Linked DNA regions of Homo sapiens: all the other regions are linked to region 1. The links are chromatin loops, found by intact Hi-C in ENCODE. Cell type or tissue: heart right ventricle. All regions are shown on one strand.

Region 1 (8,000 bases):
CCTATATAGCTCTTTACATGAAATAAGAAACACTTAAATTTGTCTTCACATACAAGTGGCCAATAAACATACGAAAAAATGCTCAACATCAATAATTATGAGAAATGCAAATCAAAGCCACAGTGAGATACCATCTCACACCAGTCAGAATGGCTATATTAAAACGTCAAAAAACAACAGATGCTGGACAGGCTGTGGAGAAAAGCAAACGCTTATACACTATTGGTGGGAATGTAAATTAGTTCAGACATTGTGGAGAACAGGTTGGACATTTCTCAAAGAAATAAAAATAGAACTGCCATTTGACCCAGCCATCCCATTACTGGGTATATAACCAAAGGAAAAGAAATCATTCTACCAAAAAGAAAACTGCACTTGCACATTCATCTCAGCACTATTCACCATAGCAAAGACATGGAATCAACCCAGGTGCCCATCTGTGGTGGACTGGATAAAGCCAATGTGGTACATATACACCATGGAATGCTACTAGCCTTAAAAAAGAATGGAATCATGTCCTATGCAGCAACATGGATGGAGCTGGAGGCCGCAACACAGAAACCGAAAACCAAGTATCACATGTTCTCACTTATAAGTGGGAGCTAAACGTTAGGTACTCATGGACATAAACATGGCAACAACAAACACTGGGGACTACAAGAGTGAGGAGGAAGGAAGCGGGCAAGAATTGAAAAGCTACCTATTGTATACTTTGCTCACTATCTGGGTGATGGGTTCAATCAAACCCAAATCTCAGCATCAAGCAATATACCCTTGTAACAAACCTGCACGTGTACCCCCTAAATCTAAAATCAAAATCAAAATTAAAATAAATAATCCCACTTGAAAACAAACAAGTAAATTTGTCTTCAGTCTCTGCCACATAGAACCACTCATCCATTGTTTTACCTCCTTTCACTACTAAAAAAAACCTTGCAAGCTCTCAGAGCAATCACTTAACTTATCACGCAGCACCGGCAAGCAGAAAGTAGGCCTGCGATTTTTAAACTCAAGTAGCTCATTGTTTGTCACGAGAATCATAATGAGAATAGTATTTCAGCCTCTCCAAACTGATTAGTTAAATGTCCTGTTTCTCCACTTATTCTCATTATAACTGCCAGCTGTAATTTAAAATGTGATTATTAAGAGTACCACAGCACAATTTTAATTTTTAAATTATGGATACAGTTGGTATCAATGAAGGAGAAGCACTAATTGTAAATGGACACAGTCAACGTGGTGCAAATACATGATATGCACATTTCTTTCAACCTTCTGCCAGTGTTACCTGAGACCTAATTTACCAACAGTCCCAGCTTTCCAACCAAGTTATACAGCTTTGTAAAGTAGAGCTCTCATCAATGCCACTATTACCAATGCTTCTGTAACTATTTCACTCCCTAAACTACACTTGCATTCTAGATAAATTGATCTCATTCTTTTACCCTCACTCAAGCTGTTGGTTATGTTTGAATTGTCCTCGCTGAATCCTATCTCTGTGCCATCACTCATGTTCTTTATCATGTCCACATTTTCTTTCTGACCACTTTCCAACAATCTAAACTATAAACCCAACTCAGAAAATACCCCCTTAAAAGCCACCCTTGATGACCTTCCACATACATTAAAATACCCATCTTTGAAATGATTTTGCATTCTGTATGGTCTTTGCCATGTCAATTTACACCGTACAACTTACTTGTTCAATGACACTCAGGGAATTTTTTCTATTTCCTATGCAACCGCCTCATCGCCCCAAGCAGATACTAAGTTACATGATGGCAGGGGTAGATCATCTTGCTTCCTTTGAATATTCCAGGACTCAGTGTAGAGACCACACAGTAGGAGTGTGGTCAATGCATGTTTCAATTAATGTTTTAAAATGAGCAGGATAATCCATAGATAAGCATGGAAAGGGCCCTTGAAGCAAACCTCAATTTTGATGGCACTTCACAGTACAGCAGTTCCCACTGCCAGTACATTTTCAGTGACAGATAAAATTTCTTAACACACTTGTAGTATAGATTATTTTGCCTACTAAGTCTGATGCCCAAATAACCTGGTATTTCAGACCCTAGAGTCCATGCATGAGAAGCCTCCACTCTCTGTATAGTCTTTGTCCTAATCTCTCCGGTTTCCAGCCTTAATTACCAACCTCCTATTGGCATCTTGGAAATTCCTAGACTAATAGCTACCCTGGGATTAATTTCCCTTCAACCTTACAGTCCCTACCTGGTCACCACATAAAAGAAAGTGAAGAGATTCCTCTCCAAATGCTCTATATAAAAGATATAAAAAGTTTTAAACTATCAGAGCAATAAAGATGTTGTTTATGATTAAATATGGTACACATGACTATTTCTATTAAAAGGCCCTTCCTTTGAGACTTCTATGATAAAATTGATTTTATTAAGAAAATCAGACTAAACATTTCAATAGCAGTGATTTTTTAAGACTGTGACCAACATAAAAAGAGTTTCTCTGTATAACAATGGTTCATGTCTTAAATATCTAGCACAGGCCAGGTGCAGTGGCTCATGCCTGTAATCCCAGAACTTTGGGAGGTCAAGGTGGGAGGATCACTTGAGGTCAGGAGTTTGAGACCAGCCTGTGCAACACAGCAAGAACCCCATCTTTCCCCCAAAATATTTTTCAGATCAGCAGGGAATGCTGGTGTGTGCCTGTAGTTCCAGTCACTTGGGAGGCTGAGGAGACAGGATGGGTTAAGCCTAGGAGGTTGAGGCCACAGTGAGCTAAGATTGCGCCACTGCACTCAAGCCCAGATGACAGACTGAGACCCTGTCTCTTTAAAAACCAAACAAACAACAACAACAAAAAACTGGCAGTGGCTCACACCTGTAATCCCAGCATTTTGGGAGGCCAAGGTGGGAGGATCACTTGAGGTCAGGAGTTCGAGAGCAGCCTGGCCAACAAGGTGAAACCTCATCTCCACTAAAACTACAAAACTTTGCAGGATGTGGTGGTAGGCACCTGTAATACCAACTACTTGGGAGGCCGAGGCACAATAATTGCTTGAACGTGGAAGGCGGAGGCTGCAGTGAGCTGAGATTGTGCCACTACACTCCAGCCTGGACAACAGAGTAAGACTCCACAACTCCCTCCCCACAAAATAAAAATTGTATACTGTTTTTTCTCCTTTTGCAAATAGGTTTTTTAATGACTGATAAATTAGTAGAAAAAGACTCTAACTCAATGAGTTAACATAAAACCTAGGTAAACTATCTCCTTCTTTAACAAATAATCTAAAGAGCTAGATACACATTTAGAAATACAGCCTGAACCTATCTTTAATAAATTCCTAGCCTTCTGGAAGTCAGCAGGCAAAAAATAATATGTTGGTTCATTATCATATTGTGACTTTATTAGGAAATAAGCTTCATCATTCATAGAATGGGGTAATTTTAGACAAAATTTTAAATTCCACAATTTCTATTACAATTTTTTAAATATACTGATTTAGGGTAATTAGGGGCAATGAAAATTGTCAATGTTTTCCTATCCATTAGGTACAATAGCATAAAGCAAAGGTACATTAGAAAACCATTTCTAAATCTGCAACCTCATAAGATAATCTTCATCTACTGCTGTCTAGCCCCACAGCTGTTGCAAATGATGCCTTTGAAAATATTATGTAGGAAAAACTCCTTCTTCTTACTACCCTCTGCCTGTCAATTATTTTAATAAATCAACCTACAATGACTATGGGTGTAATCAGCACCTCATAAAGTTATGCAGCACACAACCTTACAACAGTGTCCACAATTGCTTCACTCATAGATCTGAAAAAACACATCACAGTTTGCTCTGTTTCTATATTCACCTATGGCAAATATTCTCTCTCACCCCATACACTCCATTCTTAAATTACCTTTGATAGCAATCTTCCATTGATACAAAGAAACTGAATTCATTTTAAATAAGACTTTTAAGAAAACAATAACTATAAATTGTACCTTGCTTCAATACAAACTGTAAATCAAATAAGAGTTCAGCTCTATCTGAAGGCAACAATATATGTAACAACATAAAATACATGGCATTACAGGCACTTGTATAAATATCAATGTTTCAAAACTTGACAAATTTCTAGTAGATTAAAAATAAAACTCACAAAAACAACATTCATAATCACTGAAACTGCTTGAAGTGGAGAAGAGTGAGCAAGCTGTCACTGACAGTCACATAGGAATTCATAAGCTCTACAAATCTTAACAAGGAACAATACTCATGTTCAAACAACCAAAGTAAAAATACATACCCAAACCACCCTCATCTATCTAGGAAGATAACAAAAACAAAAGAAAAAAAATTAGAAAAACATAAAATGCTGACTTAAACGTCAACTGAGGATTTCAATAAGGCTAATTAAATCTGGAAGCCAAATGACAGATTTTCTGCCATATATATCATCCTTTTCACCGGATGAAATCATGTGTCAAAACAATTTCATAAGAATTCATCAAAAATATAAAAATGTTGTTCAAGCTACTTTGGTACTTTCAAGGTGAATTACCCGTCAAAACGAGTTGGCACTTTCAAGAGAATGCTTGGTTGACTTATTATATACTGATAACCAATTTCCAGGCTTACATGATAAAAACTTGGGGTGAAGAATAATCTGTAAACTAGTTGTTTTATAAACTGGACTGTCAGTAATACCTAATCCATATAGAACCTCAATATTTTCTGGGAAGAGAAATATATATTGAATCACTAACGCCAATCTTCAACATAACACCATTAAACTCTTTCTCATTAAAACAATCTCAGTCCTATTCCTAAGGCAACATCCCCAAAGGAAACAAGCAACTTGGACGGTGCAAACTGTCAGCAGGTGCAACATGAAGGAATAACCTATATATAGTACTGGCTTGTCATTCCGTCGGAACCGCCATTCCCTCTTTCACCCTATTAAAGTACTAACTGGCAAGCACTTGACATCCAGCCAGAAAAAGAATAACTTATGTCATCTTTTAAAATAATTAGACGTAGAGTCCAATGTGCTCAAGAAATAAGTCTGAACTGCAAGAACTCTTTTTTCTAGAATAGCAGTCTTCTGAACATTAAGTTCCCTTTCCAGAAGTTAGAACAAGCTGTTACTTGACTACTTGATAATGGCTGGTAGTCAAGGACGACCACTACTGGCTTCTTCACTGTTCTAGGGTTTCAGTCTTATGGATTTAGTTTGTACAACAGACCCTGTATTAAGATGATGATAAAGTCACAATCAGTGCTCTTTTTAAGACATAAATTTCAAATTACATTTGCTACAGCATTATTTATAATAAAATGTATTCTTTAAAATTATTAACTAAATTGTGGAAAGTTCAAATAGCTGAATGTTAAATAGGCACTAAAAGTTATAAAGAGTAAATCTTTTTTGAAGAATTTTTAATATTATAAGGCAACACATATATTCTTTAACCAGAATAAGGAAGACATTAAATTGTATTTAAAGCATGATCTTAAATACAAGCATATAAGTGTAGAGAAAAAAATACTATTAAAGAATGATTATCTCCGATGACAGGATTTTAGCTGATAATGTTTCTTCTCTTTATTTTTGAAAATGTATGTAGTAATTACTACTTTTATATTAAATTATATGTAATTTTTAAAATATGCCAATGCTTAAATACCATTTGCCAGCACCTTCTTTTAAGTTCAGAAATAGAGTCAGACATAACCTCCAAAAAGGGACCAAATAATAGGTCCTGAGTCTGAAGGAGTGGAAGAGCTTTACGATTCCAATGGAGACATTCCTGCCGAAAACAGAATTCCTAGAATTATCGAAGCTGGTTCACAGGGTCACTCTAGGCTTTCTAGGCAGATTTCCAGGAGGTACAACTACGCTCCATCCTGTATTACCATCGTTTCCTCATTCATAAAATACAGGTAATAACTGTACCCACTTCAAAGGAGAGTTATGAAATCATTTAACATATACAAAACATTTAAAATGGTGCCTGGTAAATGGAAAGTACTGTAAAAGCTTAGCTATTTTGTCGTCATTCTTTTATTACTATTATTTTTACTACTACAATTATTACTATCTTTACTACTACTACTACCACCACCACCAATGCTAGCATCATTTCTAAGACTATTGCTACTACAGAAACAAGCAGGCAATAGAGTGTCCCTCCCTCATGTGACCATTTTCCAAAGAGACTATGTTTGCCAATTTGACCTCAAAGAAGTAGAAGGGCAAAGAGGCATGAGAATCGCACCCAAGATTATTTTTAATTAAATGCAACGTGCCTCTGGCACTCCTTCACTAGCATTCTGGCCACCAAAAGCCCATTCTACTCACGTCAGCTACCACACCCAGGCTGATCTTTCTCTACAGTGCAAAATTACCTCTCCTTGTTTCAGACTCTGACCTTTTATAAAAATCTGTTCACATCTTTCAAATAGATTCTTAATATGACCCTGACCCAGTCAGAATATTTATCAACAAGACATTACAATATTTTTATAGAAGAGCTAAGTGACAGAAAGGGGCAATCCCTGTACTTTAGTCGATTCAAATAAAATATTTATTTAGTAATTTAAAATAAAAATACTTAAAATTTTAAAACCTTTAGTAAAAATTATTTACTTGCGAAAAGCACACAGAAACGTAACTACTGAAACTCAGTAGCTGACACCCTTGGGGAACCTGAATCTAGGCAATCATGTATGTAACAGATGAGCCCTAACCCTTTCTGGCCACAGCTGGTTGGAACAGAGGAATACATCCGCCCCAACCCAGGCCAGTCAGATTGTATCCTGAGGAATCTAAAGACAATACCAGCACTGCAGTCAAAACAATGTAAACATTAGGGACATAAGGCCATAAGTGAGTAGTCAGCACATACAAGCCAAAGACACAGGGAGAAAGGAATTAACAGCCTTACAGAGCAGGTAGCCAATCCACAGACAAATGCAAAAATGAAAGGCCATATGGTCTTGAGAAGCAAAAAATGTCAATGAAAGTCCCTGGCTTTCCATTTCTAGTCCCATGTGGTCTTAATGAACTTTCTTTGCCTCTCTTTAGATGTTTATGAGACTGCCTGCTATACTCTTTAAGTTCGTCCCCCTTTATCTAAGCTATCTTGAGCTGATTTTATTCCCTAGGAGCAAATGTGCCCTCAACACAGCTGACATGATCATGTAACAAATGCACATGTCATCAGCATGTTTTCTGTTCTTGCCCTTTGTTAAAGAGATTGGAAAAGTATATACAAAACAAAGTTATTTCTTAAAGATTCATGCATCAACACCCCAAAGTACTGTCTTGCTTTGTATCAGCAGAAGAGAACACAGGAAGAGAAAAGAATTTTAGAACTGAATTCTGCAAAAGAATTTCAAGCTTCATGGATAATCTATTACAGAATGTCTATACAATACCTGCTTCTTGGAAGAAACATGGATTCCTTGATGAACACGGAACCAGAAAGAAGGATATACCAGCAGGTCCCAATATCATCAGGGCTGAAAAGAAAAGGTAACAGAATCAGATTGTTACCTATAACAACAACAACAAAAAATTAAAACATATAGCACAAAGTGCAGCACCCATATTACTTTTAAAATAATAAAGAATAGCATACAACACATTCATAAAAATACCATTATTCAACTACTGAAATCATTTTTACAAATTACTTTGTATCCCTGAAATACACCAAATATATTTATCAGTACATTTAAATGTTTCAAATGTTCCTTAGACCTATAGCATCTACCATTCTAAGTTTTTTTACTTTTTTTGAACATGAAATACTTTCACTTGCTTCATAAAATGAAAAAATACCCAGAGCTATCAGTGAAACTTACTATTTCTAATCATTTTCCCTGTCCAGCAAGTTCTCACATTTCTCCACTATTTCTTCGGTATTCTTTTAGAATTTCTTTATGTATATGCACACAATAATGGACATATATTCTTATCCCTCCCATCATCTTTCTTCTTTGTTACAGAAAAGACAGCACAC
Region 2 (8,000 bases), 130 kb before region 1:
AGCTAATTGAATGGGTAGTTTTGATCTGGAAAAAATTTCCAAGGCCAGCATCATACACAGATTTAAAAAGTACTACCTTTCAAACCATGTTGGATGGATGTGAAGATATTATGCCTGAGAAAGCTGTGTGAGATACTTCAAAAGTGGTGCTAGTGATGACAAAGACACCAATGTTAAAGATGTAGAAAGTATATAGAACAAAACTATTTTATGGACTGGAGTGGGGGGAACACCTGTAGTGTCTCTAAATTAGTATTTTATATACTGTGACTTTAAATGTGTATGTTAAACTAAATAAATATAAGACAACATATAATATTTCATCCACATTTCTAAAGTTCATAAATGGAACTAAAGACATTTTGAGAGCTATGGCTTCAGAAACATGGGGGATAGAGCTTTATACTCAGAGACATCTACATTATATTAAATATGGCTAATAGGCATTTTTAGCTAAAGTGAAGACTGATAATCTTCCATATGAGAAGTTCTGCATAAAGACGATACAGACTGCAGGGGATTCAGGAATGCATGCATATTCAAAACGTAATATATAAAGAAACACATAATTCAATGTGTTTGTGATGAGAGGATCAACACAAATATTTGAAAGGAGAAATGTACCTAGGAAAGGTGTTCTTTTCTTATTCTCTCCCCATATCAATAAAGAGGACACTTGCTGATCAGATGGAATGAGGTGAGGATACAGAGTACGTGAGGGGTCTACGAAATGACTCTCACCCAAGCCATACAGATGGGCTGTAACTGTGCAGGGACTTAGTTATCAACACCCAATTTTATCTAAGTAAACTCTTTGCTATCTATCTCTCTATATCTTTATCTATCTATCCATCCATCCATCCATCCATCCATCCATCCATCCATCCATCTATCTATCTATCTATCTATCTATCGACAGAGTCTTGCTCTGTCGCCCAGGCTGGAGTGCAGTGATGCAATCCCGGCTTATTACAATTTCCACCCCCCAGGTTGAAGCGATTCTTGTGCCTCAGCTTCCCAGGTAGCTAGGACTGCAGGCATGCGCCATCACGCCAGGCTAAGTTTTGTATTTTTCGTAAAGATGGGGTTTCCCCATGTTGGGCAAGCTGGTCTCCAACTCCTGGCCTCGAGTGATTCACCCGTCTCAGCCTCCTGAAGTGCTGGGATTACAGGCATGAGACACTGCACCCAGCCTACTATCCCTTTATTTTTAATAATTTGTTTTTTATTAACTGTTTCATTCACATATACGTAGAAAAAAAAGAAGGTGTACATTTTATGAAAAATTATTGTGTTGTACCACTTCCACAAAGGGGCTAAACTACTAGATGTTCTTCTTTTTCTTTTTGAGACAGTCTCGCTCTTTCGCCCAGGCTGGAGGAGTGCAGCGGTGCGATCTAGGCTCACTGCAAGCTCCCCCTCCCGGGTTCACGCCATTCTCCTGCCTCGGCCTCCCGAGTAGCTGGGACTACAGGCGCCCGCCACCACGCCCGGCTAATTTTTTCTATTTTTAGTAGAGACAGGGTTTCACCGTGTTAGCCAGGATGGTCTGGATCTCCTGACCTCGTGATCTGCCCGCCTCAGCCTCCCAAAGTGCTGGGATTACAGGCGTGAGCCACCGTGCCTGGCTGATGTTTTTCTTTTAGTAGGAAAGATGAAGTGTAATTTAGCTCCTTCATATTCAGGAGTTAGTTGTTTTATTTTTCCCTCTAAGTTATAGAATCAGTGAGTCAACAAATAAGAATTTACCTTCAGACAATTCATTTAACTTAAAAATATTCTGCTTAAATCCCAGCAGTTTGTTGGTTGTAAAGCAAAACCAGTTTAAATAATGTAAATGAACAAAGCATCTTCTGCGCTTAGCAAAAATTAAATTAATAGACACATAACTTCTCTATTAACACCCTGTCGTAGCAAATTAGCATGACTAAACGAGATATTACTTATAAAAACAACCCCTTCCATTGGCAAAGTCAGGTTTAACTTGCTGAGTGTTCATGTTTTATTAGGAGCTAATAATTACAGAGAAACTCAAATATATTAGACAAAGTTATCCAAGACAAATATTTTTTTCCTAATTTGCAAACCATGACAGTGAATGGCACCAAAAAAAGAAATGAATGTAATCACTTACCAAAAGGTGGGAGATCCTTTACGGGCACTTTCTTCCGTGAAGGATAAAGGGACACGGCGGGAACCTGTAGTCCCTGGTTGATTTTATGTGCTGGTGGTGGCTGCTGCTGGGGCTGTGGCAGGGACTGAGCTTTCTGTTGTGACCCTGCCCTTGGAGCTACTGGAGAGGTCTCGGATTTGACAGGCTTTTTGTCACCAGGATTCTTAGGCACTGATAATTGTTTGGGTTTGAAAATAGAACAAAGAATTTTAGATGCTAGTAGGTATGTAGAAGATAATTCTAGAACTGTGTGAGCATTTTCTGCAGTTAGAATACTAAATTAATGCACACCTTTCTTCCTGTTGCCTTTATGAAGCACAGAAAATGGATGGGGGACCCTAGTTACAGAAAATATTAGATATGTGGCAGGACAAAGGTATCTACTTTATGAAGTCAGCAATCTCAAAAGATGATTGTACTATTAAACACCCCATTAAAAATATAGAAAAATGTGGGTAGTTCAATATGTTATATCCATGTATATGAAAGAAACAAATACGTGATAAAAGCTACAACAGAAAAGTCATCAGGCACTATTTTTCTAAAACGGTGTCCCAAATTGTTTGACATGTATGTGCTAAGTTTTTATTTAATAAATGCTGTCAACTGCAATCTATTTACTACCATATTCCTAGGAGGTAGAATTATCTATGCAAGCAAACAGTAGCCAATAATGCTTCAGTATCATACTGAGTATATATTTTGTGGTAGATAAATGGCAAAGCAATTTAGGACAATAAAATGTTGTATATGTAGCATTTTAATATTAAAAACTCAATGACATATGTATGCTTCCTCCCTTTTACACGCCTGGAAACTAAGGATTAGGGAGGTCAAGTAAGTTGCCTAAGGCTGCAGCTAGTAAGAGGAGACAAACAGGATTTGAACTCAGACCACTCTGACTCCAGAGGACAAGCTCTTCACCATGACACAGTGCTTCTACAGCATCCTGGGTAAATCTAATAATCCAAATCTTCTCAAATCACCTATCTAAATTAAATCCTACAGAAGACATCTTCAAACCTGCCCATAAAAGACACAGGTGTGTACTGAATGGAAAATGCCTTTGTCTTTTAAGTCAAGATGCAGATTTAGAAAAAAAAAAAAACTGCCCCATTTATAGATTAACCAGATTTTTAAAGGCTATTGTGGTTCACTGTGGAGCAGAATCATTGCTCTAACTAACTGGTAGCTGAATTTGTTGTTCGGTGTTGTCTGGGCTAGTGGTTAAAAGGCAGCCAGCACACCCAATTTTATGCCCTGACTCCCCTCAGGTTGCCCATACTTTGGGGGTAGCTTTGTGAGAACGTAAGACATGTAAATGGGAGCCATATCTATATATGCGTCTGTTGCATGTGTACTGGTTGTGTCCAGGTGAAACTAAAGTAATGGGTTGCCTTAGATGTGGACAGTGTCATCTTCCACATACTAACCCAGTTGACATGACGGCCTGGCCGTGCACAGTGCTACCCAGTATTAAATATTAGCATTCAAGGAAAAGACTAGTATATCTCAGGATTGCTAGCTCCCCCTCTGCACTAAGCCTTATTTTGTCACTGCCCATACCACTGCACAGGAAACAAATCTGCATCCTAGCCAAAGTCTGCAGCCACTTTAAGGAAAAACTCACATGTGTTGGTTGCTGGCTCACACTGCAGAGATAATGTCTGAAGACTCTCCTCGTCCATTTCTAGCTCCAAATTGGAAAGGTACTGCTTCACTTTTCGAGCCATTTGGGCATCTTCATAAAGCTTTTTGGCATTGAGAAAGGAACTACGACGTACCCGCTTTTTATGACCACCTGTCTGAGCAACATCTAGCACTGTTGCATTTGTACTACCCTGGCTGAGAGACCTGGAAGATGAAAAGGTACATATGCAGCTCACTCTAGCATGGGAGTACTTTATCTATTTAAAATGTGCCAAGACTGATATTAATAGTCTATGTTCAAAAGGTCACATGCCTCATTCCAGTGAGTAAACTGTTACACAGGAATATAGAATAATACAGATTTTAAAAATTTAAAGAAAATTACACATAATATACATATAAAAATTTATGTTTGGCACCTGTTCAGTTCCAACTAGGAAATTCTACTTTTCACTCTATAGAGCATTTAAGGCAGTTCTCTCACAGGTGCCAGAAAACAATAATTACATGTAAAAGCTCATGCAAGAATACACAGCTATAATCATTAAGATTTGCAACATTAAAATTACTTCTCCTAAAGAGGATATTATACATAAATTTAAATAAAATTAGCTACAATGTTCAAAATTGTCTTCTTATGCCTTGAGTTGAATGTGGTGAGTTTTTAAAGTAATACGGTCAATCTGTTAATAAAACAATCATGCAAATGTAAACATATATGTATGGAAACCATTGAGCACATGAATTGTTAAGAATTATTTTTAAAAAGGATTGGTTTATACAGAATGAAAATAGTAGTTAGTTGAGCTGTAAAAAATTTGGGTTTAACACCTGGGGGCACCTATTTTATATTAAATATATTTATTTCTCACATATCTGTGAAATATTTTAATTGCACAACTTTTCCCTTCTAATATCCTTCCTCCCCTCCCCCTACTTTGAGCTTTCTGCATTTCGAGACACACCAATTATATGAAAATAAAATTTTTCTAAGAGCTCAGAAAAACTGGCCTGTAGTTCCCCAGAACAATCATCAATCATTTCACAGCTCTCATGGATCATGACTTCAAAAGCAAAAGCCCCAACAGATTAAACTTGAAGTCAATTTGCCATCTGAAATTCTGCTACAGCACGAGGGTTAAGGAAAAAAATGCAAAAATGCAAAGCATCAGAAAATACAGCAGGTAAGAAAACAATGCAATGAGCAGAATAAGAACTGTGTGTGGGTATGCAAGGTCTCCACCACTTACCCCAAACTCCGCCATTTCTTCTTCCTGTAAGTGAGAGCCATGGAGATTGAAGCATGGGTGTAGAAAGAGAGACAGAAAGATCACAAGCTCAGAAAGAAAGGACTAGACTTCTGGATAAGCAGTTCTAGAAGCCCACAAACATTAAACTGCATAATCACCTCACACACGCAACTTTACTAGAAATATTTTTCTGGCTTAAAAGACACATACATTTAAATTTTTTGTTCTAGAATTAAGACTGACTTTTCTCTCTTTCACTGAATTAATCACTTTTTACTACACTGCTAGCTAAATTTGTTGTGTGGATATTGAGACAAGACTATTTGGGGTATTTACATATTTTAGTGCATACTACTAGCTATGAGTTTTAGCTCTACAAGTCAGTGTTCTGAGAAATAAGAAACACATAATTGTGTCTATTACATTGAAAATGTCTGAAAGACAAACTGTTTTTACTGACAGCCGAAAGAACACTTTATACAGAATAAGACATTTATTCCAAATTAGAGCTCACAGGTGATTCTCAGCACATCCTACTATAATTTCTGCCGTACTACAAATATAAATACTCAAACTTTAAAAAAATCATTTATTGGGAAGCTCTAAATTTAACCTTCTCTACTCTCACACGTGCCACTGAAGATGACATACTCACCGAGTCCTGAACATGAGGGCAGGGTCCATGTTCACTGAAGCCATTCGGCCAACGTGACGAATTTCTTTTGCAATCATCCTTAGCTTCTCAAAATTGACCAGCCCGTCTACTTTTGAGTCATTTCCTGAAATTGACAGAGGAGGAAAAGGAAATCACATGGCATTTATTCTGTGCTTCTTCAAGCAAAGATGGAAACCCTCTGCCTTATGTTTACCTTCGTGAAGGAAGGTGAGATCCTTTTTGATAACTGGGAATAGAGGGATTATGGGAGGTTGTAGATTTTGACTATTGAGAACATTACGATATTTTGCCATGTTTCTGGAAGGATCAAACAGGTCTTGGAGATCTTGAAATAGTTTTTCGTATTTATTGGGAAGTTTCTCCCAGGTCGTTCGCAGTCTTGCCACTGGTGCCAGGTTTAGGCCACTGAGAGGAGAAAAAGAAACATGGTATAACAACTAAAGTAAAATAGTGTACAGATTATTTATTGACATATAACATCTCTATGTTTATGCTTTATATGCATAACAATTTACAGAAGGCTGCATAAGAAACTGTTCATGATAATTCTGGGGAATGAGATGGCACAGGGAAGTAGGGTCAGGGTCAAGCCAAGGCGTTTTACTCTTCTCTTCCGTATAGACCTACCTCATCTGTTTACTATCAGTAAAACCACCTGAATGTAAGTATTGATGCTTTGTTTCCATACACAGCAGTATGTACACATAGCAGTGCTTAGCCCATAGCGGCCATTTGATAAAACCGACTGAGCAAATATCCTCTAGTAATAAAATAAAATAAAATAAAATAAAATAAAATAAAATAAAATAAAATAAAATAAAATAAAATAATATAAAATAAAATAAAATAAAATAAAAGCTATGATAGTAATGAGAGTATGACTAAACTCCCAGACAGAGAAAATGACTAATTTAATAATCACCCTCAACATCAATATAACTAATTGTTGCCATTTTTTTTTCTTCTAACCTCAATCTAAGCTCTTAAAAAAAGGGAAGAAAATTAACATTTCCCGGCCATCTGCTTTGTGCTATTTGATGGAACTCCACACACATTACATCATTAATCTTGTTGATAACTCTTTGCGGTATTGTTATTTCCACAGAAAAATAAACTGATATTGAGAAAAGTTGAAACAAACTTAAAAAAAAAGTGGGGGATATAGATTTTCTGAGCTCCAAATCAGAACTTCAGATGCTACCAAAATGTTTCCTGCTTAATGGCTTCTTCAAATCTCTTCAGGTTGGCACAGCTGTTTTTTTGATACGAGAGATTTTAAATTAAGGATTAAGGTTAGGATTCAGAGAAAAAGAATTGTCTCTTATGAGTCAATTAAAACCTATAGCATTTATACTAATTATATGATGTTCCTGGACTGATACATATTTTAAATCTGTGAACTGAACTGAATCTTAAGAAAAAATGTGCTCTCTTACCTGATGATTGCAAACATTGAGTTAAAATTCTTGCATTCCCTACAGTGCAGTGCTATCTTGATGAAATGCTTAATGATCTTCATCCTCTTCAGCTGGTTTGTTTCTCTGAGAATTTCAGATGCTACCCAAAATGTTTCCTGGTTAATGACTTCTTCAAATCTCTTCAGGTTGGCACAGCTGGTTTTTGATCTGAGTTTAAATAAATCATCTATATATTCAGTAGGTTCAATGTTGCGAAAGAGTTCAAAATTTCGCATAGAGAGCTGTGTTGCAACTTCCACAGTGCTGAGCTGAAGGAGGGAAATTTGACTCTCTCTCAACAACTCCTGAGCATCTTCATCTGAACAAAGAGTTTCTGTTTCCATGTTGTTTTTCAGATAATACCTATGAAAAACAGAAACATATCAGAGTCAAAGCCTAAGCAGCAATCTCATGATATTCCTTGAAAGAATAATGCTACTTTTTATGGAAAGTTTGAGAGAGCACTGATTTGAATTATGGAAGATTTCTTTTTAACCAAGACAGACAGCACAGCTGCTATCTCAGTTACCTGGTCATAGAACTGTCTATCCAGAAGTAGGTGGTAGAAACAAACAAATCACATGGAATTTCACTCGCACTAGTTGCACTTTCTATCCTTTCTTTTCCTGATTTCTGAAGTATTTTACCCTTTTTGTTAAAAATAACAGAAAATATCCACATTTTTAGTTTAAAAAGGGACTAGGCCCTAAGGCAGGAAGCAGGAAAGATTAGACCCAAGTACGTCATCACTCTTATTTTCCTTATTTTCTTATTTTCTTATCAATAATCTGTGA
Region 3 (8,000 bases), 180 kb before region 1:
GACAACATATTGTCATGAGAAACCATGGAGACCAAAAGGAAGTGACAACCACATTTTTGAAGGGCTACAAGAAAAGAACTGACAGCATAGAATTTTTTTTTTTTTTTTTTTTTTTTTTTTGAGACGGAGTTTCTCTCTTGTTGCCCAGGCTGGAGTGCAGTGGTGCATTGGGCCTAGTTAATTACTAATCTCAGCTCACTGGAACCTCCGCCTCCTGGGTTCAAGTGATTCTCCTGCCTCAGCCTCCTGAATAGCTGGGATTACAAGTGCCTACCACCAAGCCCGGCTATTTTTTGTATTTTTAGTAGAGATGGGGTTTCGCCATGTTGGCCAGGCTGGTCTCAAACTCCTGACCTCAGGTGATCCGCCCACCTCAGCCTCCCGAAGTGCTGGGATTACAGGCATGAGCCACCGCGCCCCGTCAGCACAGAATCTTATACCCACCTAAGTATCCTTCAAGATAGTTTAAGTTCCTTTTTTCATATGAAGTCTTCAAAATCCAGTATGTGTTTATGCTGATACCGCATCTCAATCTGGACTAGTCACATTTCAAGTGTTCAACAGCCACATATGGGTAATAGTGGCTGCATGGGAAAGCTCAGAGTTAAACAAGAAGGTGAAGGAAATGTTCCCAGATGAGAACGAAGACAGGAAATTGTACTGATGACACACTCTGAATTCCAGAGGCTCAGAGGAATGACTGAGGGTCACAGAGGTGTGGGAGCATGAGTCGGATGAGAGAATGTTCTGAACCCCATGGGAAAAACGGTAGGAGTAATGAAGGTTGACCTTGAAGGCTTGGACTTGGACTTTCAGTAGTAACTGAAGTAAACAGGTCCATAAGTGCTGGAGGATTTGTCCCAGGGCTCTCCTGCAGGGATGGGATAATCACCTCTCATTATAGCCTGCTCTAGGGCACTGGTGCCAGGCAATTTGTATCGGAGACAAAGAGAGAATGGAGGGATGGGGCCTGGTGGATTATCAGAGCCCTTGGGCTGTGTAGTGCTCCTTGGGTCCTGCCGAGGGAGGGCCTCAGGCTGGGGGAGAACCCAGAGTGCTCTCTGTATTCCTGCCCCAGTCTTGCTGCTGGCTGTGCGGGGTAAAAATAGAGGAAGCATGACGGGGAGTGGGGGGCTGGGCAGGGTTGGTTACTAAACAAAATAGCATTTTACCTGAGAAAAATAACACAGAATAGTGATACTGATGGCTGTCCTTAGCTAAAGGATGCTGACAACATTTTAAAAAGGAAATGAAATAAACAGAGCAGACTCAAGAAGGGGTGGAGAGAAGGCAAGAAAAGAGAAGCAGGCGGGAGAGGAAGAACAGAGGGTGTGGAGCAGGTCAGGAAGAGGGACTCAGAGGGGAGGAGTGAGCAGCAGGAAGCCTTCAGGCATTTTGTCCCCCTTGTTTCCAGGGACCCTAAGAAGATCAGATATCCATGGACTGGTGGCCCCTGTCCTGCAGATGGTGACCGTCAATGCCTAAGATCCAAGCCCTGCTCCCAGGCACACCCATCTAGACCCAAGGACACTTTCTCATTGCTGACGGGCTAGGCTGGCTGTGTCCCGCTTGGGTCTCCCCTGCTTCCCCCACAAAATCATGTGCATCCACAACTTATCTCATCTGTCCTTGGAATAAACCATAAATCCCTTCTTAGCATCTGTTTCCCATCAGAGTTCTTCCAAGGAGAGGGGCTGCTCCCCAGCCCTCAGCCAGCTCGTTCCCTCCAACTTGTCTTGTCAGTGCTGACTGTCCGCCTCAGAAATGCACCTCCCAGGATCAGAACAGTAGCTGCAGCATCTCCAAAGGCTTAGCTGCACTCCAAGCTTGTCCTCGGAAGTTTAGAAATGAGGAAATAGCCAGCAGCTGTTCTCAACGAGAAGGTGCAGCCAGCGTCCAGCCAGCAGCAGTTCTGCAGGGTGGGAGGTGGAGCGGGGGCGCGTGTGAAACTTCTCCCAGGCAGGTCCCCACAAGGTGGGAGAGGCAGCGAAAGCCTGGGGGGGAAGCTTCACTGTGATTAAAATGGTCTGCCTCATCCAGCAGCATCTTTGAGCGAAACATTATCTCAGTCTGTAAAAAAGAAGCCTGTGAGAAGGTTTCACTAGTTAGTCTAATTTTGGAATAGCATTCTACACAGTTCCGAGGGAAAGAATTGACACTTGCTAGATTAATTCAAATTGGTTTAACTGCAAACAGAATCACATTCCCCCAGGGAGTCAGACAACCCCATCTCAGGAAGAAAGGGATGTTTGAGCCTGTCCTGAGCTTGAGCCCTCAGGGTCATGTCCCATCTTTACTATCCTCGCCTCAGGACTCCCCCCCAACCACACTCAAGCCCCAGCCCACTCTGGCCTGACACACCCCATTCAATGCACAGAGGGGGCTGCCAGGACCATGCTGAAGGCAGGGGTAGTCACCTTGCCCTGCCTCCCTCCGCCTTCCATTTAAGGAAGGAGTGCCTTTAGAAGTGACCCCCTCTCAGCAGGCAGATTCCCTTTGGCTTGGAGGCATCATTATCTATCTTTGAGGGGCGTCTTTTGCAGCATCAAATTTTTTCTCCCATTTTTCTTCGGTGGCTCTAGACAGAGATTGACTGAGTGCAAGCCTGGTTCCTCTGTTTACTGGCTGGGTGGTTTTGGACTTCCCAGGCCCCCATTTCCCATCTGTCAAATGGGAATCCTGACAATAGCACTTTCATGATAGGGGTACTGTGTGGGCTTAAATAGGTAAAGGACATAAAAAAAGACCATCTCTCTTGCAGAGTAAACACCTGGTAAATATTCGCTGCTTTTAGGGGATATCTTTGTTATCTGCTGTTCTTTGAGGGTCTAATTCTGGCCTCACTCTATTCTTGGTTAATTTCTTGTAGCTACTAGTTTTACATCTACGTTCATCTTTCAGTGTAAAATGGTCCCCTTTAACCTCCCCAAACAAATGCATTCCTCACTTCTACAGCTACAACCACCATCACCACCATCACCAACTCTTCCTGCGAAGAATCTAAATTAAAAACAAAATCCTTCAGTGACACCAAAAAATTAAATGCCTAAAACCATTATACCTTCCCTCTCTATGGTGGGTTGTTTTTTTGTTGGTTTGTTTTGTTTTGTTTTGTTTTCATAGAGGGTGTCACTCTGTGGCCCTGGCTAGAATGCAGTGTCTTCATATGGCTCACTTTAACCTCAAACTAATACCTGGGCTCAAGCATCCTCTCAATTTCAGCTTCCCAAGTAGCTGGGACCACAGGCACACACACCAACATACCTGGTTAATTTTTTTTTTTTTTTGAGACGGTGCAATCATGACTCACTATAGCCTCAACTTCCTGGGCTCAAATGATCCTCCCACTTCAGCCTCCCAAGCAGCTGGGACTACAGGTGCACACCACTACACCTGGCTACTTTTTTTTTTTTTTTGAGACAGAGTCTTGCTCTGTTGCCCAGGCTGGAGTGAAGGTGTGTTCTTGGCTCACTTCAACCTCTGCCTCCTGGGTTCAAGCAATTCTCCTGCCTCTGCCTCCCAAGTAGCTGGGACTACAGGCACATGCCACCACACCCAGCTAATTTTTTAACTCCTGAGCTCAGGCAATCTGCCCGCCTTGGCCTCCCAAAGTGCTGGGATTATAGGTGTGAGCCACTGCGCCCGGCCCACTTGGCTACATTTTTAATTTTTTAATTTTTTTTTTGTAGACATGGAGGTCTCACTATGTTGCCTAGGCCAGTCGCGAACTCCTCCTGGCCTCAAGCAATCTTCCTGCCTTAGCCTCCCAAAGTGCTGGGATTACAGGCGTGAGCCATTAATCACTGGCCCCCTCCAGCGTTTAATTTCTGGACAATATTGGCTGACTTCAACGTCTCCTCTTAGGGTGAGGGTCTGCCCCTGATGACCCACAGCTTGGACTTTTGAAGAGATCTTGCCCCAAATTTGTCCAAGAATTTTGTGCTAAGGCCAATTCTGGCAACCGGCCGGTCACTGTCTCTCCAGAAGAGCTTAACGCAAAGAGAAGCCTGCATAAAGAATGCTCACAAGCCTAAAATCTCATGGTGGGCCCCTTCTGTGTCCCCAGCTACACAGATCCAGAATATGTTACTTTAAACAAGGTGGCACTCAACCAAGATAGGATATGGCTTCTAAATTAAAGTTGAGCTGAAAGCATATTTTGCTATCTCTATGGAAAGGTTTCAGGCAAACTCACAGGCTACGCAAGGTGCAACAGACACGCATACGGGCTGACCTTTGTTGGCATACAGCCTGACCTTTCTTCATCAGCCTTCTGCTTTTCATTGTTCCCTCTCTGAACTTCTCTGGAGGGCAGCAACGAGCAATGTTCCTCCCAGCAGAGTCAATTTGGGACATCTTTAATTGTCCTTATGTCTGTTTTCCCCAGAGTCAGACGTCCACTCAAGTCCAAGAACATTTCGAAAAGCCAAAGTAAATAAACAAAGAAACCCTTTTCCATGGCTCACCACTTGGTTTTCCCAAAGTTTTTCCCAGCTATAAAAAGATATTTCAACGGACAGGAAATAGTTTCCTGACTGACATACTGTCTCTTGGGGGGAAGTTTAGCTTCTTGTCTACCAACATTTCACGTTGGCTAGAGAATCGGCCCACCTTCCTTGAAAGCCTCCTAATACTCTCTGTCTCTGCAGTAACTAGGTGATCAAGTCATGAGCACCATGACACAATCTGAACCTGGTGATCCTTTCAAAGAATCACTAGAAAATCTCCATCTTTACCCTTAATTAGCAATGTTCTTTTAATTCACTTAGGAAATAAAGCCCAGGCATATTTGGAGATGTTTTTCCCTCTTACAGCTGCTAGAAGTTTAAGACGCAAAATATCTTTCCAATATTAGGTGGTCCATCTCAAAACTACCCACCTCATTTAACAGGGTGTACTTATTAGTTTTCTTTGCTGCCGTATTAAATTACCACAAATATAGTGACTTAAACAACACAAATGTATTCTTTTACAGTTCTGGGGGGTCAGAAATCTAAAATTTGTTTTACATTGCCAGGGCTGGTCTCTTCTGGAGTGTCCAGAGGAGAATTTGTTCCTTGTTTTTTCCAGCTTCTGGAGGTGCCTTGGCATTTCTTGGTTCTAACTCACGTCGCTCTATACTTCTTTTTTTTTTTTTTTTTTTGAGACAGAGTCTTGCTTTGTTGCCCAGGATGGAGTGCAGTGGCACAATCTCGGCTCACTGCAACCTCTGCCTCCTAGGTTCAAGCATTCTTGTGCCTTAGCCTCTCGAGTAGCTGGGATTACAGGTGTGTGCCATCACACCTGGGTAATTTTTGTATTTTTAGTAGAGATGGGGTTTCACCATCTTAGCCAGGCTGGTCTTGAACTCCTGACCTCAAGTGATCCACCCACCTTGGCCTCGCTCTATACTTTTTCTGTCTTCACATCACCTTCTCTTTGAGGGAGGGAGCTATTATTTTGGCTAATACGTATGGCTTTTAATTCATTTTGAATAATGTGGATCACCCTGCACTATGTTTTTAAATAATTTTTGGTTTTATGCATTACAATACAGGTCAATTGACAAAACTAGGTTTTTGTCTGGTGGTCTGCACTATTTTAAATTGCTAATTTAAAATGCTTTCCTTTTGTTTTATTTATTTATTTATTTATTTATTAGATGGATTCTCACTCTGTCCCCCAGGTTGGAGTGCAGTGGCTCAAACTCAGCTCACTGCAACCTCCAGCTCCTGGGTTCAAGCAGTACTCCTGTCTCAGCCTCCTGAGTAGCTGGGATTATAGGCGCACATTACCATGCCTGGTGTATTAGTCAGGGTTCTCTAGAGTGACAGAACTAATAGGATATATATGATATGTAATAGGATATCCTATCTTATATATATATCCTATTACATATCATATATATATATATAAAGGGGAGTTTATTAAGTATTAACTCAAATGATCACAAGGTCCCACAATAGGCTGTCTGCAAGCTGAGGTGCAAGGAGAGCCAGTCCGAGTCCCAAAACTGAAGAACTTGGAGTCTGATGTTTGAGGGCAGGAAGCATCCAGCACAGGAGAAAGATGTAGGCTGGGAGGCTAGGCCAAGCTAGTCTTTTCACATTTTTCTGCCTGCTTTATATTCTAGCCACGCTGGCAGCTGATTAGATGGTGTTGACCCAGATTAAGAGTGGGTCTGCCTTTCCCAGTCCACTGACTCAAATGTTAATCTCCTTTGGCAACACCCTCACAGACACACCCAAGATCAATACTTCGCATCCTTCAATCCAAACAAGTTGACACTCAGTATTAACCATCACAACTGGCTACTTTTTTGTATATTTTTTAGTAGAGATGGGGTTTCACTGTGTTGGCCAGGCTGGTCTCGAACTCCTGGCCTCATGTGATCCACCCATCTCAGCCTCCCAAAATGTTGGATTCCAGGCATGAGTCACCATACCCGGCCAAAACTGTGTCCTCTAATCTAATTTTCCTCAGTCTCTCTCAACCAGGACCACAAGACCTGCTAACAGTATTTCATTCTTTGCCCTGGCCAATTGTTCCAATTCACACAAAGCTAACTGTATTAATCAGGACACTTTTGGTTGCCAGAGTAGCCTAGCTTAATCTGGCTTAAATTTTTTAAAAACGTGTAGGCTCACAAAATTGAAAAGTGCAGGGGTACAGATAGACTTGGGCACAGAGGGAAGCAAGTACTCAATTACATCTTTAGGAATTTTTTTACTTACTCCATCTTTTTGACTTGCTTTCGTCTGTGTTGCTTTTTTTTTTTTCCAGACAAAGGCTAATGTTCCTAAGTATTTGCAAAAAATAGCTACGAGAAAAGGTCATCTTCTAATTGATCCATGTGGCAACCCCAACAGGAGACAATGCCTCTTTCACAAAAGTTCCAGCAAAAATCCCAAAAAGGATTCTTCCCAACCTAGCTGAGGTCATGAGTACAATACTCACCCAGTCATTGTAACTAACAAGCTCTGATACTGTGACTGGCCAGGCCTGAGTCATGTGCTTTCCTTAAGACTAGGATGAGGCCGGGTGCAGTGGCTCATGCCTGTAATCCCAGCACTTCAGGAGGCTGAGGTGGGAGGATCACTTGAGGCCAGGTGTTCAAGACAAGGCTGGACAACATAGGGAGACACCCACCTCTACAAAAAATACAAAAATTAGCCAGGCTTGGTGGCACATGCCTGCAGTCCCAGCTACTCAGGATTCTGCGGTGCGAGGATCACTTGGGCCCAGGAGTTTGAGGCTTCAATGAGCCATGATTGCGCCACTGCACTCCAGCCTAAGCAACAGAGAGAAACCCTGTAAAAAAATTTCTTTTAAACTTAGCATGAGCATTTGACCTATGCCACATGATAAACAGTGAGCATTTGACCTATGCCACATGATAAAGAGGGGTGGTCACTCTCCCCAAAATAAAGGTTTTTTTGTTTGTTTGTTTGTTTGTTTGTTTTTGAGATGGAGTCTTGCTCTGTCGCCCAGGCTGGAGTGCAGTGGTGCGATCTCTGCTCACTGCAAGCTGCGCCTTCTGGGTTCAAGCCATTCTCCCGCCTCAGCCTCCCGAGTAGCTGGGACTACAGGTGCCTGCCCGGCTAATTTTTTTTTGTATTTTTAGTAGAGACGGGGTTTCACCTTGTCAGCCAGGATGGTCTCGATCTCCTGACCTTGTGATCCGCCCGTCTCGGCCTCCCGAAGTGCTGGGATTACAGGCATGAGCCACCACGCCCAGCCCAAGATAAAGGTTAAATTCATAGAAGAAGGAGAAATGGATGATGGTCAAACAAAATTAATACGTCCACTACACCAGGATAAGACCCAAGTGGAACCTTTTTTTTTCTTTTCACCAAGTGGAGCCTTTTCCATGGAGCATCTAATAGTATATCTAGACACAGTTTCTGAAGGTAAAATTATCATTGGTTTCTTAAAGTTAGATTCTCACATCTATCCTTGAGCTATATCGTGTTAATCGGCTGTTTGTGGATGTTCAGACAACACTGGAGTCAGGTGAAAAA

What was found. Hi-C counts contacts between places; a loop is a spot of excess contacts. Peaks named below come from ENCODE experiments on the same cell type or tissue, not always from the same donor. Only the 100,000 strongest peaks of a DNase experiment are listed, where the experiment ranks them.
Region 2: a loop joins it to region 1, with 2.0 times the contacts of the local background. A loop is called at or near these places in 3 of 110 quality-filtered maps.
Region 3: a loop joins it to region 1, with 2.9 times the contacts of the local background. A loop is called at or near these places in 5 of 110 quality-filtered maps.

The regions. Positions count from the first base shown.
Region 1 is chr4:159,209,997-159,217,996 of GRCh38, reverse strand. RAPGEF2 (Rap guanine nucleotide exchange factor 2) reads right to left here. Exons shown (of 30, transcript NM_001394067.2): 4 at 7,414-7,497. Among named protein-coding and RNA genes, the nearest start is that of MIR3688-1, 85 kb to the right of the region's middle. In heart right ventricle, no CTCF peak of the experiment used is centred here; a DNase peak (open chromatin) is centred at 4,864; H3K27ac peaks cover 5,848 bases.
Region 2 is chr4:159,341,133-159,349,132 of GRCh38, reverse strand. It overlaps RAPGEF2 (Rap guanine nucleotide exchange factor 2), which reads right to left. Exons shown (of 30, transcript NM_001394067.2): 20 at 7,186-7,569; 21 at 5,943-6,154; 22 at 5,729-5,852; 23 at 5,074-5,097; 24 at 3,804-4,027; 25 at 2,135-2,344. Among named protein-coding and RNA genes, the nearest start is that of MIR3688-1, 220 kb to the right of the region's middle. RefSeq lists a silencer at 7,362-7,656. In heart right ventricle, no CTCF peak of the experiment used is centred here; no DNase peak of the experiment used is centred here; H3K27ac peaks cover 3,407 bases.
Region 3 is chr4:159,394,863-159,402,862 of GRCh38, reverse strand. No RefSeq gene overlaps it. Among named protein-coding and RNA genes, the nearest start is that of MIR3688-1, 270 kb to the right of the region's middle. RefSeq lists an enhancer at 341-1,540. In heart right ventricle, a CTCF peak has its summit at 4,302; DNase peaks (open chromatin) are centred at 1,792 and 4,311; H3K4me3 peaks cover 1,031 bases; H3K27ac peaks cover 7,648 bases.